Linked DNA regions of Homo sapiens: all the other regions are linked to region 3. Evidence: chromatin contacts called from ENCODE Hi-C or POLR2A ChIA-PET data. All regions are on one chromosome and are shown on one strand. Each heading gives the region's core, a stretch centred on a gene start or an enhancer-like site at or near the end of the contact. The rest is flanking DNA. Distances are from core to core; before and after follow the strand shown. Region 1 holds the start of GAB1 (GRB2 associated binding protein 1). Region 2 holds the start of SLC7A11 (solute carrier family 7 member 11). Region 3 holds the start of ELMOD2 (ELMO domain containing 2).

Evidence for each region. Hi-C counts contacts between places; a loop is a spot of excess contacts on that map. ChIA-PET counts read pairs that join two places held with the same protein, here RNA polymerase II (POLR2A). Pooled maps may share reads with other maps.
Region 1: a loop to region 3 is called in a pooled map, with 7 times the contacts of the local background. The contact joins the promoter of GAB1 here to the promoter of ELMOD2 in region 3. A Hi-C loop is called at or near these places in 6 of 50 pooled maps.
Region 2: a loop to region 3 is called in a map of naive thymus-derived CD4-positive, alpha-beta T cell, with 9 times the contacts of the local background. The contact joins the promoter of SLC7A11 here to the promoter of ELMOD2 in region 3. A Hi-C loop is called at or near these places in 1 of 168 maps with a recorded cell type or tissue (naive thymus-derived CD4-positive, alpha-beta T cell) and 10 of 50 pooled maps. POLR2A ChIA-PET finds 5 or more read pairs at or near these places in 1 of 52 experiments (activated T-cell).

Annotation. Positions count from the first base shown.
Region 1 is chr4:143,333,639-143,338,538 of GRCh38, reverse strand. It overlaps GAB1 (GRB2 associated binding protein 1), which reads right to left and starts at 1,663. Exons shown (of 10, transcript NM_002039.4): 1 at 1,279-1,663. The coding sequence starts at 1,350. It also overlaps the pseudogene LOC124900789. RefSeq lists enhancers at 924-1,737, 2,647-2,856 and silencers at 1,767-1,816, 1,887-1,946, 2,047-2,346, 2,287-2,454.
Region 2 is chr4:138,239,949-138,244,657 of GRCh38, reverse strand. It overlaps SLC7A11 (solute carrier family 7 member 11), which reads left to right and starts at 2,309. Exons shown (of 12, transcript NM_014331.4): 1 at 2,309-2,865. The coding sequence starts at 2,589. RefSeq lists enhancers at 2,055-2,294, 1,764-2,963.
Region 3 is chr4:140,521,487-140,525,755 of GRCh38, reverse strand. ELMOD2 (ELMO domain containing 2) reads right to left here and starts at 1,588. Exons shown (of 9, transcript NM_153702.4): 1 at 1,476-1,588; 2 at 186-336. The coding sequence starts at 327. RefSeq lists silencers at 1,227-1,346, 1,537-1,886.

The DNA.
Region 1 (4,900 bases), core at 414-2,913, 2.8 Mb before region 3:
TAAAATTACTTGTCTATAATAAATTCTGGCAGAAAGTAAATCAGAAATTCACTGGTGAGTTGTCAGTGAAGTTAAATACTTCACTCTGTGTACTTCACTCTGTTCTATACAAGCAAACAGTGACTAACAGGATTAACCTGAGCTCTAATACTGGGTGTAGATATTCCTCAACGACAAACGGGTTCCCTTCGTACAGGCATTAAATTTATATTATATTTAAGGGGGCATAAATTTTGCTTTTGCAAACACATTTTACTAGAAAAATATTTGATCCAGATGTCAGCACAAAAGTGTCATTTCTTTCCTTTGCAAGGGAGCAGCAACAAAACAACCAATGGGGAGGAAGAATAAGATCCCAGACCTCTGAAGAGGACACAGGTTTCCACTAAAGCAAGGTTGATACTTTCAAGGAATATTTTTCCTAACAGCTAAAACGGTTTAACACATAGCATCTTGTATCAATTACACAAACACCATTAAAGCCACTCTGGTTCCCTGGGAAAGGACCGCAACTGAAATCCCTTCTGGCTTCAGCTGTCCCCTCCTGCCGAGTTTGACAGCACATCCAAGGCGCCCAAACACCAGCCACTAGGCTCCCCCCCAGCGCCCTCCTCTCGCAGCAAACCGCCAAGGCTCCCGGGCCAAACTCCAAAGTCCCTCAATTCAAAACCGCGAAAATGTGAACCCTGCTAAGCAAACGGCAGGGCGCGTAATAACTTTTCTTTCTTTCCCTTTTGCGCGCGTTCGATATGCTTGTCTCTACTACCAACTCCTCAGCTCCACAGCCCGCTTCCCGCAACCCATCTCGAGGGGCGGAGGAGAGGGAGCGCCCACCAAAGAAAGGGCTAGTGAGCCCTAAAACCTCGGCAGTTTTCCCGGTGCGGGAGCTTTAGCACACATCAGCCCAATAATCAGATGCAGGAATAAAGCAGGAAGAAGGCTCCTCTCTCCATCGCACCCCATCCTTCCTAAGGAAGAAAAAAAGCATGCAGCAGGAGTTTAGCTGGACGTCTAGGTCCTTTTATGGGGCGAACAGGCCCGCAAAGCAGGCTGTCTGGAACCTGGAGGAAGAAAGTTGTCCGGCCAAGTGGATGCCTGGGCGTGAGGGAGTGCAAGGCACCCTGTCCCGAGCCCGCCAGGGGTAGGGGCCAAGGGGAAAGAGACCGGCATTCGTTTAAGAACCAGCCCCGCGCGCGGCCAGCTGCAGCCGCCGGCGAGCCGACTGGGGAGGGGTGTGGACGCCGAGGCCCGCGGAGTGGTGCCCGCAGCTCTACTTACATAACGCTTCAACTTTTTCTCCGGGGGGGACTTGCGGAGCCATCCGGAGCAGACCACTTCACCACCGCTCATGGTGCGCGCGTCTCGGGCTCCGGGCCGGGCAGCTGAGGGGCGGCGGGCGCGCTCCCGACACAGCCGACGCCTGCCGAGCGCGCAGTGGCGAGAACCTAGCTCTCCTGGTCGCGCACCCCGGACGGACTGGGCGGACAGACTCCACGGTGCGCGGGTTCCACGAGTTCGAGTCTCTCCTCTGCAGGCCCACGAACCTGAACAGAACGCGAGCCGGGGCCGCGGGCGCGCCGGCCTCCTTTCAGTGCGCCCGCCTCGCCTCCAGACGTGCCGTCTCGCCAGCTGCCTCAGCAGCGCTCGGACTCAGCGGGACTCTGCCCCGACTCGGTGCCGGAGCTTCTGTCCTTTGCGCTCCGCCCCCTAGGGACAAGACCTCCCCAGAGCGCTTTCCGAAACAGACACAGCGCTGCTCACACACACACACACACACACACACACACACAATGCCCCGCGCGGTGCCCGCTCGCCCGCCCACCCGCCCTCGGTTTCGATGCGCCCGGAGCGATCCTCCTTCCCTCTCCTCGGGGGAGGGTGGGTCACTTCGCGGCGCTCGGTGAACGCCGAGGAAAGGGGAAGCCGCGAGCCGCCTACGGGCAGCGGGCGCGGGGCTGGTCCCGGGTCACAGAGGGAGCCGCAGGGTTGGCAGCGAAGCGCGGGGCGTTTCTGAGCGGCGGGCGCAGGGAGGTCGCAGGTCAAGCCGGAGGGTGGGTCCGCTCTCGCGGCCGCCGAAGAGGGCGGGGAGCAGCAGAGGAACGAGGCGCTTGGCGGCTTGGCTCCTGGGAGGGATCCCGCTGTCCCGTCCCCTCGCGCTCCTCCCCCGCCGCCTCCCCCACCCCGGGGCTCGCGGCAGGTCCTGAGCGGCTCGGCCCCAGATCCCGATCCCTCCCTCCCTCTCCCGGCCGCCGGGCTCCTTCTTCCTCCCTCTCCTCCTCCCCTTCCCACGTTCAGGCCCGGCTCCGGTTTCTGCCCAGACTTTCTCTGAAACTCCGCCGGAGTGCTTCCAGCCAAAACAACAAGGGCCGGGGGAGGAGACGGACGAAGGGAGGGAGCAAGGGAGGGAGGGAGCGCGAGTCCGAGAGGCACCCTGGGATCTGTAGTTCGGGAAGCAGGAGCAGGGTCCTCCGCCGTCCGGCGGCCCCCAATCGGCTCCTCGCCCGGGAAGACCGCAGAGGCCTCGGCTAGGGCAGAGGCACCGGGGCTTGGGCGCGGGGAAGACTGAGGGACATTCGAATGTTCAGTCCGGGGCTTGCCATCTTGACTCAGCCCGGTGCCAGCTCGGAGCTTGTGCTGTGCTCGAGATCAGGAGTTTCGAGGGTTTTCTTTACTTGAGAGCCTGAAAGGCAAAACCGCGGGGAGACCACCATCCTGCCGGTCCCCGCCGCGCGAGATTAAAGGACAGACCAAGAGGGCGCGGGAGCTACCAGCTTGGAGGGGAGGACAGATGGGGACCCAGGGCTGGCCAGGGCTGGTCTCTGGAGCTGTTCTGCCAGAGTGATGGGGGCGCTTGGCGAGGCCAAGGATTTGGTTGGGTCCTATCTCTGAGACATTTTGAAGTCTCACACCCCTTCCATTTGTTGCCTATTCCACTTAACTTTGTATTTGTTTGAAATCTACTGTTCGGATGCTGGACTAGAAGAGGGACACTTGGCCGGGCGCGGTGGCTCACGCCTGTAATCCCAGCACTTTGGGAGGCCGAGGCGGGCGGATCAACTGAGGTCGGGAGTTCAAGACCAGCCTGACCAACATGGAGAAACCCAATCTCTACTAAAAATACAAAAATTAGCCGGGCGTAGTGGCGCGCGCCTATAATCCCAGCTACTCGGGAGGCTGAGACAGGAAAATAGCTTGAACCCGGGAGGCGGAGATTGCGGTGAGCCGAGATCGCGACACTGCGCTCCAGCCTGGGCAACAAGAGCAAAACTCCGTCAAAAAAAAAAAAAAAAAAAAAGAGAGAGAGAGAGAAAGAAGGAAGGAAGGAAATTTACTGGGTACCCTAGTTCTATTTGCCTACTTCCTTGTGTGTTTCACAATTATTATACTGGTCCTGAGTTTAACATGATTCTGTAATAAACATCTTCTCCAATTTATTTGTGAAAAAGCCCCAAAGCCAATTTCAGCAGATAATATAATCAGATAAAAGTGCTAAAAATATGACGACATAAATGAGCATTTCTGGAAAGACATAACTTCAGTCATTTTCTTATTAACACAACATTCATATTCTGAAGCTCCTCTGAGTTTGAAAATGTTAGATGATTGTAATAAGAAATTAGGTGCTGGAGTGGTGACAAGACAAAGATCCCTGCATATATGGAGGTAGTGGCATAGGGTAGTAAGCAAATAAAGAGTCAACAAAACTACAGATTGAGACTCAGTCTCAAAAAAGAAAAATCTGAAAAAGCCTGGTTCCCACTGGGGTTTAGAGACCGTCATCTTTTGGCAGGCACTTAACAGTATCACAAGGGCGGAACTTCTTGCAGATCTGGATGCACTTTTCAGGTCATCAACTGAGTAGTCGTGACCTTGGGTAAATTACACAATGTCTCTGAGTCTCAGTTTCCCGATATGTGAAATGGGAATTGCAACACCGATTTTGCAGAAGTTTAATGAGAAATAGAAATGGTAGTGTTGGCCAGGTGCGGTGGCTCACGCCTGTAATCCTAGCACTTTGGGAGGCCTAGGTGGGTGGATTGCCTGAGCTCAGGAGTTTGAGACCAGACTGGGCAACTCAGTGAAAACCCGTCTCTACTAAAATACAAAAAATTAGCCGTGGCGGCGTGCGCCTGTAGTCCCAGCTACTCGGGAGGCTGAGGCAGGAGAATCGCTTGACCCGGGAGGCGGAGGTTGCAGCGAGCCGAGATCGCGCTACTGCACTTCAGCTTGGGCGACAAAGCGAGATTGTGTCTCTAAAAAAAAAAAAAGAAAAGAAAAGAAAAGAAAAGAAAAGAAAAGAAAAGAAAAGAAAAGAAATGGTAGTGTTGGTCGGTTAGTCGGGCGCGATGGCTCGCGCTTGTATTCCCAGCACTGTGGGAGGTCTAGGTGAGCAGGTCACTTGAGGCCAGGAGTTTGAGACCACCCTGGCCAACGTGGTGAAACCCAGTCTCTACTAAAAACACAAAAATTAGCCGGGTGTGGTGGCACGCGCCTGTAGTCCCAGCTACTCGGGAGGCTGAGGCAGGAGAATCGCTTGAACCCAGGAGGTGGAGGTTGCAGTGAGCCGAGATCGTGCCACTGCACTTCAACTTGGGAGACAGAGCGAGACTGTCTCTGAAAAATAAATAAATAAATAAAAAGGAAAATGGTAGTGTTGGTTGGGCGTGATGGCTTGCACTTGTAATCCCAGCACTTTGGGAGGTCTAGATGAGCAGGTCACCTGAGGCCAGGAGGTCGCGACCATCCTGGCCAACGTGGTGAAAACCCAGTCTCTTCTAAAAACACAAAAATTAGCTGGGTGTGGTGGCGCGTGCCTGTAGTCCCAGCTACTCAGGAGGCTGAGGCACAAGAATCACTTGGACCCGGGACAGGGAGGTTTCAGAGAGCTGACATAGGGCCA
Region 2 (4,709 bases), core at 1,060-3,559, 2.3 Mb after region 3:
CTTGTGCACAATAAGCAGTAAATAAGTATTTGCGAATAGCACTAGGATAGTCTCATAATTTGACAGCTATACTTAAAATAAGGCCTAATACAGGATGAAAAATATGTATTCATTTGCTTTGAACACATTTTTATGATACACAAGTATTTGAGGACCATCCAAACTCTTAGTTTACAAGCTTAGAACTGGCAATTTTAAGAGTTCAAGGCAATTCAACATTTTCTTTATAAACTGCATTTTCTACAGATTTTGGGGTGCTTAGAAGAGGTACACTGGTGCCCTTAGCAGCAATGTGCAGCTTTGCAAACATTCTGAGTGGTGGCCTCTATCTTACATGAAAGTACAATCCTTTTGGTTTTTAGTCTAACATCAGCCATTTTTCTTCATAATTAAAAAAAAAATACTGTGAGGAGGAAAATGTTATTTAATATTGAAAGAATAATCGTCCTTTATAATTCATTCAGTTTCCTATCTGAGTGGGGTCTTTGGCTCAACTTATGAGTTCAGTTATTTATAACAAAATTTAAAATTAAAGTGTGACACTGTGTTAATTAGAGAAAGTTGCTGTTCCCTGAGATTCCTAGTGTCCTACTTTTACCTCATATTTCTTCAGAGCTAATATGTTTCTCTTACTGGGAAAGAAGAGCTGCTCCTTAGGTCCATTAATCAGGAAAATTGTGTGAGTGAAAGGAGATGTAGGAGGAGGAAGAGAATTGGAAAGAAAAGAATCTCTATTTAGCTTCCTTCTTTGGGAGTTTTAGCAGGATTGCATGAGGAAAATGATCCATTTTTGTTTTTTGAAAGACATTAACAACTGAGAAAAAGTATTTATTTTGGTTTTATAAAAACTTTAACTTGGTGTAGCTGAAACCAATTATATAGAATTTAGATAGATAATTTAAAAAGGAGAAAATGTAGCCTCAATTATTTGGATGGCAAAGCATTGAGGTGGTGTCATTTTCTCAGGTGTCAACATAACAGAAAATGGTTCTGACCTTTTCCATGCTACTTTCCTAATGGCGATTTCTCATTTCTTTCTTTGATCATCCTCACCATACTTGACTCCCTTCTTTCCCTGCCAACCTCTCGCACACAGGCTTTTTGTTTGTGGTTTTTGTTCAAAGGTTCAGAAGCTTATTTAATGGTGCGTATAAAGGTAGCTTCAGGGTAATGATAACATTCAATTCTTCTCACTGAATCCAAAACCACATGTAACTATAGCCAAAAATGATATCTAGGATTTCTTTTCTTTTCATATTTGTTTTTTCTTGACACTTGGTTGAGAAAGTTAGAAGGGTTTAAAAATGTTTTGCCTTTTTGACTATTGCAAAGTAAATATTTTAATTTAGCTTACATTTTTAATGCATTTTAAATTTATAATAATAACAATAGTTTATATAATGTGGAAAAAAGTCATACATAATATCATTACTTTCTATAACTACCATTCTGTTTTCCTTTACAGGCTTTTGCTATATACATATTTTTATGTAATTGTAATTGTGTAATTTTGAACTTAGAAATTTTTTTTGGTAATTCAAAGGAACAACATGACAATGAAGGATATGTATCTTTTACATAGTTCAAAAAAATCACCTAGTGCTAATGAGAATCAGAAAATGACTATTTTCTGGAGTCATGGTGAATTTTGTATTAGTCACACTCGGATGGTGATTTAAAATACTGGTTTATTATGAGTAGTAAGAAATAATTTTATCTTTTAATGTTGAGGAAGGCTTATAGTTGTGTGTATGTGACAGAAGTATAAAGTGTAGAATCTTTAATTTTGTAAATATTGGATTTGACTGTATTGCCTTATAAAAAACTCAAAATAAAAAAATAAAAAGCATTACACAAATTATGAAATTCAAACTGTGTTGTTATAAACAATGTAGCTTTAGGATACATTCTACTCACAAAACAGTCGCATGTAAAATGTTTTTATACACGCATTAAAGAAAAAGAAACTCCTTAAAATGAAGTAACTATTTCCTGTTTCATTTTGTTTGAACAGCTTTTGTTGCTCACTACGAGTTGCTTTAAATCTCTGGGAAGGTCTGTTCCGAATTTACTACTTCTGGATTGGCTAAAATCTCTTTAAAGTGTGTGCTTTGTTCTCTAAAAAGCTTAGGTCAGTTGAGCAACAAGCTCCTCCTGTTTTTTTCTTTTTTTAAAAAAAAGAGCTGAGTAATGCTGGAGGCTTCTCATGTGGCTGATGCAAACCTGGAGAATTTGCATCATCATTTAGCTGTAGTAAGTTGGTGTGACAGGCAGGCGCTTAAATACAAGCCCATGAGGAAGCTGAGCTGGTTTGTAATGATAGGGCGGCAGCAGCAGCAGCAGCAGCAGTGGTGGAACGAGGAGGTGGAGAATTGAGAGCACGATGCATACACAGGTGTTTCTGAGTAGTAATTAGATCGCTGTGAAGGAAAAAGCACACCTTTGAGTTTTCACCTGTGAACACTATAGCGCTGAGAGAGACAGTCTGAAAGCAGAGGAAGACATCGATCAGTAACACCAAGAGACACCAAAGTTGAAAGTTTTGTTTTCTTTCCCTCTGTTTTATTTTTCCCCCGTGTGTCCCTACTATGGTCAGAAAGCCTGTTGTGTCCACCATCTCCAAAGGAGGTTACCTGCAGGGAAATGTTAACGGGAGGCTGCCTTCCCTGGGCAACAAGGAGCCACCTGGGCAGGAGAAAGTGCAGCTGAAGAGGAAAGTCACTTTACTGAGGGGAGTCTCCATTATCATTGGCACCATCATTGGAGCAGGAATCTTCATCTCTCCTAAGGGCGTGCTCCAGAACACGGGCAGCGTGGGCATGTCTCTGACCATCTGGACGGTGTGTGGGGTCCTGTCACTATTTGGTGAGTGCGACTTTTTCTCTCGTGGGGGCGTGGCTGTGGGGCTGGAAAGCTTGCTTTCTGGGAAAGCAAATGGTAGTTTTTGAGGAGTGAATGGATGGCAAAGGCCACACCAAATTTTTAAAATTTTTGTTCGGGTACGTGAACTACCCAGATGCAGCATCCGCTGTTGGTGTGATCTGGAACACCCTCAAATTGCTTCCTACAGGCTGTACTTTCTTTTCCTGACTAAGACAGGCTATCTTCTGACTTTTCTCTGTGGTGATGAGAGCAAAGGCTAACTTTCATGACCCAGTAAAAAACATGCACACTTTCTGTGCCGGGCAGTTGTACACTTAGCTTGGGCATTCTGGCAGCTGGCATGCTGAATGAGACACCTGTGAAGTGGAACCTGGCATGGGCTATTTAGACATAGAACGGAGTGTTCAGCAGAAGTCTTACTGACTTTTTATTAGCCAAACAAATGGGTGGCAGTCTTTATAAAAATATTTTTTAAGTTCATGTGCTTGTCACCTCTTAATATCCTTTCAAAAGTCCTTGACATGGGAGAGATGTATGATGGCGCATAACTCAATCCCTATCATAATGGGGTATATTGCAATGGCCTGAGCATATTTCAAATTACTTTTCAACCTTTCATCTCTTCTCAATACCCATACACTTTTGCAATATAAGTTTTAAAACTTCAGTTGGGCGTTAGTTTTCTGTACTTGCCCAGATCTGTTTTTTTCATTATATTTCACTTGTTCTCCAGGGACACAGAGAATTTGTCCACCTGTTCACTAAATTAATCTGAAGGGAACTGGCAGAAGTATAATTATGAATTTTTCTTCAAAGTTTATGTCTCTTCTATTGATCTGAGAATTAATAGTAAAGAGGTAAATAAATGCCCCCTTATGGAGTAGGCAAATTACTAGAGAGCTACCTGAGTTTGTTGTAAAGATGATAAAAACTGGTGAACTGTCAAACATTAAATTTGATTTATGCTATGAGGATTTATTTACTCTTCTTGGGAAAGATTCTGTACTTTAAAGTTGCTCTTTGTCTTAACTCTGGGACTAACACTAACTAACAAGTACTAACGCTAACTCTAGGACTAATTAACAAGTACTAACTCCTGTTCCCATGTGTACCAATCAATTCATTCTTTCTACTCAGGCCTTGTGATGTTTTAAATCATTGGTTTGACACTCATCTAGAGAACTCAAATTCCATTTTTTTTTTTTTTTTGAGACAGAGACTCGCTCTTTGCCCAGGCTGGAGTGCAGTGGTGTGATCTCGGCTCACTGCAACCTCCGCCTCCCAAGTTCAAGCAATTCTCCTGCCTAAGCCTCCCGAGTAGCTGGGACTACAGGTGTGTGCCACCACGTTGGGCTTATTTTTCGTATTTTTTAGTAGAGATGGGGTTTCACCATGTTAGCCAGGATGGTCTCGATCTCCTGACCTCGTGATCCACCCACCTCAGTCTCCCAAAGTGCTGGGATTACAGATATGAGCCACCGCGCCCGGTCCTCAAATTCCATTTTTAGGAAGAAGTTATTTTAAATAGAACTTGTTAAAACAAGTAGTATAGAAAGATTTATAGAGGAATTATTTGGGGTTTTTAGAGAGAGTTTGTGGTATTATTTATAACTAACTTGTGCTTTATTAAATATTCAGTAACAATTGTGTATCATTATTTCCCAGTATTACTTCCCATCTTTATAAAATAATTTGGAGTAATATCATTATGAAAAACTCTAATAGTACCCTTAGCCACTATTAATATTAAAATAGCTCTGGTATATGCACTTATAGAAAAAGAGAAACCTAATTGTTGATCATCTTAAATGATTTTGTGCACCCTC
Region 3 (4,269 bases), core at 339-2,838:
AACCACTTTTTCTATAAATTCATACAATTTTAGAGCTGAAGGAGTCAAAGCGGGACTTCAGAGCTTATGAAATTCAGTTTAAGTGACTTGTCAGGATACAAAAGAAATACATCTGTCACTGTGAGTCCTGAGAAAAACACTCCGTTAAACTTTTATTAGTACTTTTTCTTTTTGAATAACATTACCTATCCTGTGTGTCCTTTGTGCACCTACATAGGTATCAAATATTCGCTGCAATTCACACTTCCCAGTCATCTGTCGTAATAGCCATTTCATCCAAAATCGAAAAAAGTGCCCATAGAAGAACTCCCACAAAGAAATAAACATTTTTTTTTCCTGGAGGAGGGAAACATACAAGACAAGCTTAATGACCTTAAACTGAATTTTAAAATTTAAAAAGTTTATACAACTGATCAAATCTCAAATTATGTATCTATCATTTCATTGTGTCTGTTTTGACAGTTTAATTAGGCATTTAAAAACAATGGCAGGTGTAATATATACCGCTATTAATTGATGATCAAATGGCCAATTAATCACTTTTTCAAAACTAAAATTCAAACAATGTACTCAAACTATTCAATGGCTTGAAAGAGTAACAGAATGGTTTGCACTTTTTGCTAAATAATTGTATTTCATATCTTAGTTTCCTAACTTCCCATTCTTTGAGAACTGGGGCTCAACAGTTCAAGATCAAGAGGACTCCAACTAATCAACAATTAAAATATATACCAAAACATCAGAGTTGTTTTTATAGAATACACTCTTCTTATCCCATGTGGATAATTCGTTACAACTGTCCCAGTCAGGTGATGCCAGCAAATAAAAACACTACAAACTTAAGTATACAAGTTGAACACTGAGTATATAACACCTTAGCTCATTCTTGATTTTCCATTCAATAGGTCAAGGGCAGAAATACTAACAAGTTTTTGTTTTGCTAAGTACACACTCGATACAACTATATCTTATGCCATAAGAAAATTCTTCAGCTTCTAAATGAAAAAGTCAGGGAGATACTAGTGAGAGGGAGATACTTAAAAACAAAATTGCTCGTCTCCTTCCTGCCTTAAACATTCCCACAGACACGTCACCTCTGGACTAGGGCCTGAGGAGGGACTGTCGAAGTTCGAAGTACCCGCAGGTCAGTGCAGAAAGAGCGCATAGCACAGCTGGGTTGATCATTATCTTGAAAATCAAGCCATCTAGTCCGCGCTCATTAGGACAAAAGCGCAGAACTGCCGAGCAGAGGGGATGCACGCGTAGCGGCGCCTGAGCACCCCAGGGCTCTGGGCGTCTCTGCGCCGACCCCCCTCGCGCGCCGCCCGCGAATGGGAGGGCAGGGCTCGCACAAAGACCCGCCGGCCCAGGCGCCCCCGGGTTCCCGCAGAACCCCGCGGGGCTCGCGAGCCCGCGCGCTCTCAGTGCAGCCGCACCGAGGCATCCGGGGCAAGAGGAAAAGAAACAGCAGCCACCTCACAGGAGCGGAAGAACTAGGGGGAGCAGGAGCTGCCTCGGTTTCCCCACTGCAAACAGCCGGCAACGGAAACGACGGAACACTCCCTTCAAGCACCGCGACCCGGAAGTCAGGGAGCGAGGCCGCGGACCCGCCTTCCCAGGGCCACTGCCCGCCCCGCCCCTCCGGCCTCTTCCGATTGGCCCGCGCTCCACCTATTGCTAACGCTGGAGAGAGGTCGAGCTGAGTGGCCCAGGCGCGAGGGCTCAGATACTAGGGACGCCCAGACGGTTTCCCTGGCAACGGCGGCCAGGAGCCCCGCCCCGCGCCGGAGTAGCGCCTCCTAGCGCTGCGCTGGAGACTTTTCCCTCCTTGAACCTCAGGTCCTTAGCGCGGGTTGACACCTTGTACTATTCCTAGGCTCCAAGCGCGGAAGAAACCCTGTGCTTACGGTAACTTATAGTGCCTTAGTTACAAAAGCGCTTTCATCTGCATTGAATCTTAATTCTGTGAAGTAATTATGAATAACTCCACTTTATGCACGAGAAAAGGGAACCGGCTACTTGACTGTGGCCAATACGTGGCAGATGAGGAAAGTCCATGTGTTGAGAAACGAAGTTTGGACTTTATCCTATAATACTATAGGTCTAAAAGTTAATTTATCAAATGTTTATTCCCTAACTGGTTGTTTTTGTTGAAAAAGTAATTTCGTGATTACTTTTTAAAAACCTCAAGCAGTAAGTTTCTTAATTCAACAAGTATTTGTTGATTGTTAGCACAGGCAGTGTTCCAAAAGGCAGTCAAACACGAAACAAACAGCCAAATATTTAATATGTCAGATGCTACTAAATGTTAAGGGTATAGGGGTTGTTAGCTAAGGGGTAATGGGGAGTCTGTGGGGGAAGTCATTGCATACAGTGTGGTCAAGGAAGTCTCATTATTAACGTGGCATTTTGGCCTCATTGAACGAAGTAAGGGAGTTTACTGTGGGAGTATCTGGAGGGAGAGTGATCCAGGCACCAGAATGACAAGTGCAAAGACCTTGAATTGGGAGGGTTTTTGAAATGTTGGAGGAAGAGCAAGAAGGCCGGGGTGGCTGGAGGAGAAAGAGCAAGGGGGAGAGTAGAATATAAATACAAAGGACAACTGATACTGAAAACAAATTTCCCCATCCACCCAAAACTCCTGATACCTCCGTCACCTTGCTCAGAAGCAACCAGTATTACTTTCTTGTTTCTAATTCCAAAAATATTATATGCAAGTGTATATATGTATATTCCTTCCAACTCCTTGAATTGAAGCAAGTGATACATACTTTCCCACATCTCAACCAGCGTTTAAAAAATGGACTAATTGTAGAACACTAGCCATGTGCAGGGTGCATAAGCCGTCATCCCTGTCCCATACCAACAATGAACTTGGTAATGAAGTCTGGATAGACACTACAATAGTAAAATCACAGAATCTTAAATCTTAAAGAGAACTTATAACTATCATCTAATGTAATTTTTAAAATTATAGATTAAAAGATTTAGAAAGGCAAAGTGCACAGCCGATTTGGCAAATTGACCTGTAAACTAACTTCTATTTCAGGAGGATCTCCATTATTACACAAACTTTTACATAGTAGAAGGTGAGATAATTCTATATGTAATCCTTTTGCCTTTTCAAAGTGCTATACTAAGTGTAGGCAGTGCAGTAGAGGAACTCTCTCCTCCTTGTTTCCCTGCTGCCTGTTTGCCCACTTCCATTTATGTCTTTCCCCAAGAGAAGAGAATGCTGATATGTTTTGTCAGAACCAGAGAAATTGATTAAGCTGCATTTATTATAAGCAGGGTCACTGTACATTAAAACTTCTTATGCATACCTTTTGCCTCTTCCCTTTTCCACTAATTCACTTGCATGTAACTGGCAGATACATTAAACAAATCCTGTTTCTCAGGAAAGATTGTCCATCTCTATTTCTTATTCTCTTTGGTTTTCTTCTTTCTTGTGGCTAGCTAAAGGTTAATTATATCCTAAGATTAAGATTCTGGTTTCATGGAGAAAGTGGGACCTTCTCCATCTAGGTCCCTAGGTCTCTCAACCTGTGTGCATCTACGTGGCCTTATCAGATACACCTACATACAAACCAAAGGCAATAGAGGAAGGAAATTTGGTTATATTTTTTAGTAGTACTGAGGAATCTCTGCTTTCTTGGATTCTCAGACTAAACAGCCATGGAACTGTTGATTTTAGAAACTGCTTATTGGAAAGAGTTCTTTGGTATGACTGTTTTTTGTTATTATACTTTAAGTTTTAGGGTACATGTGCACAACGTGCAGGTTTGTTACATATGCATACATGTGCCATGTTGGTGTGCTGCACCCATTAACATGTCATTTAGCATTAGGTATATCTCCTAATGCTATCCCTCCCCCTTCCCCCTTCCTGTCCCCGGTGTGTGATGTTCCCCTTCCTGTGTCCATGTGTTCTCATTGTTCAATTCCCACCTATGAGTGAGAACATGCGGTGTTTGGTTTTTTGTCCTTGCGATAGTTTGCTGAGAATGATGGCTTCCAGCTTCATCCATGTCCCTACAAAGGACATGAACTCATGATTTTTTATGGCTGCATAGTATTCCATGGTGTATATGTGCCACATTTTCTTAATCCAGTCTATCATTGTTGGACATTTGGGTTGGTTCCAAGTCTTTGCTATTGTGAATAATGCCGCAATAAACATACATGTGCATGTGTCTTTATAGCAGCATGATTTATTGTCCTTTGGGTATATACCCAGTAATGGGATGGCTGGGTCAAATGGTATTTCTA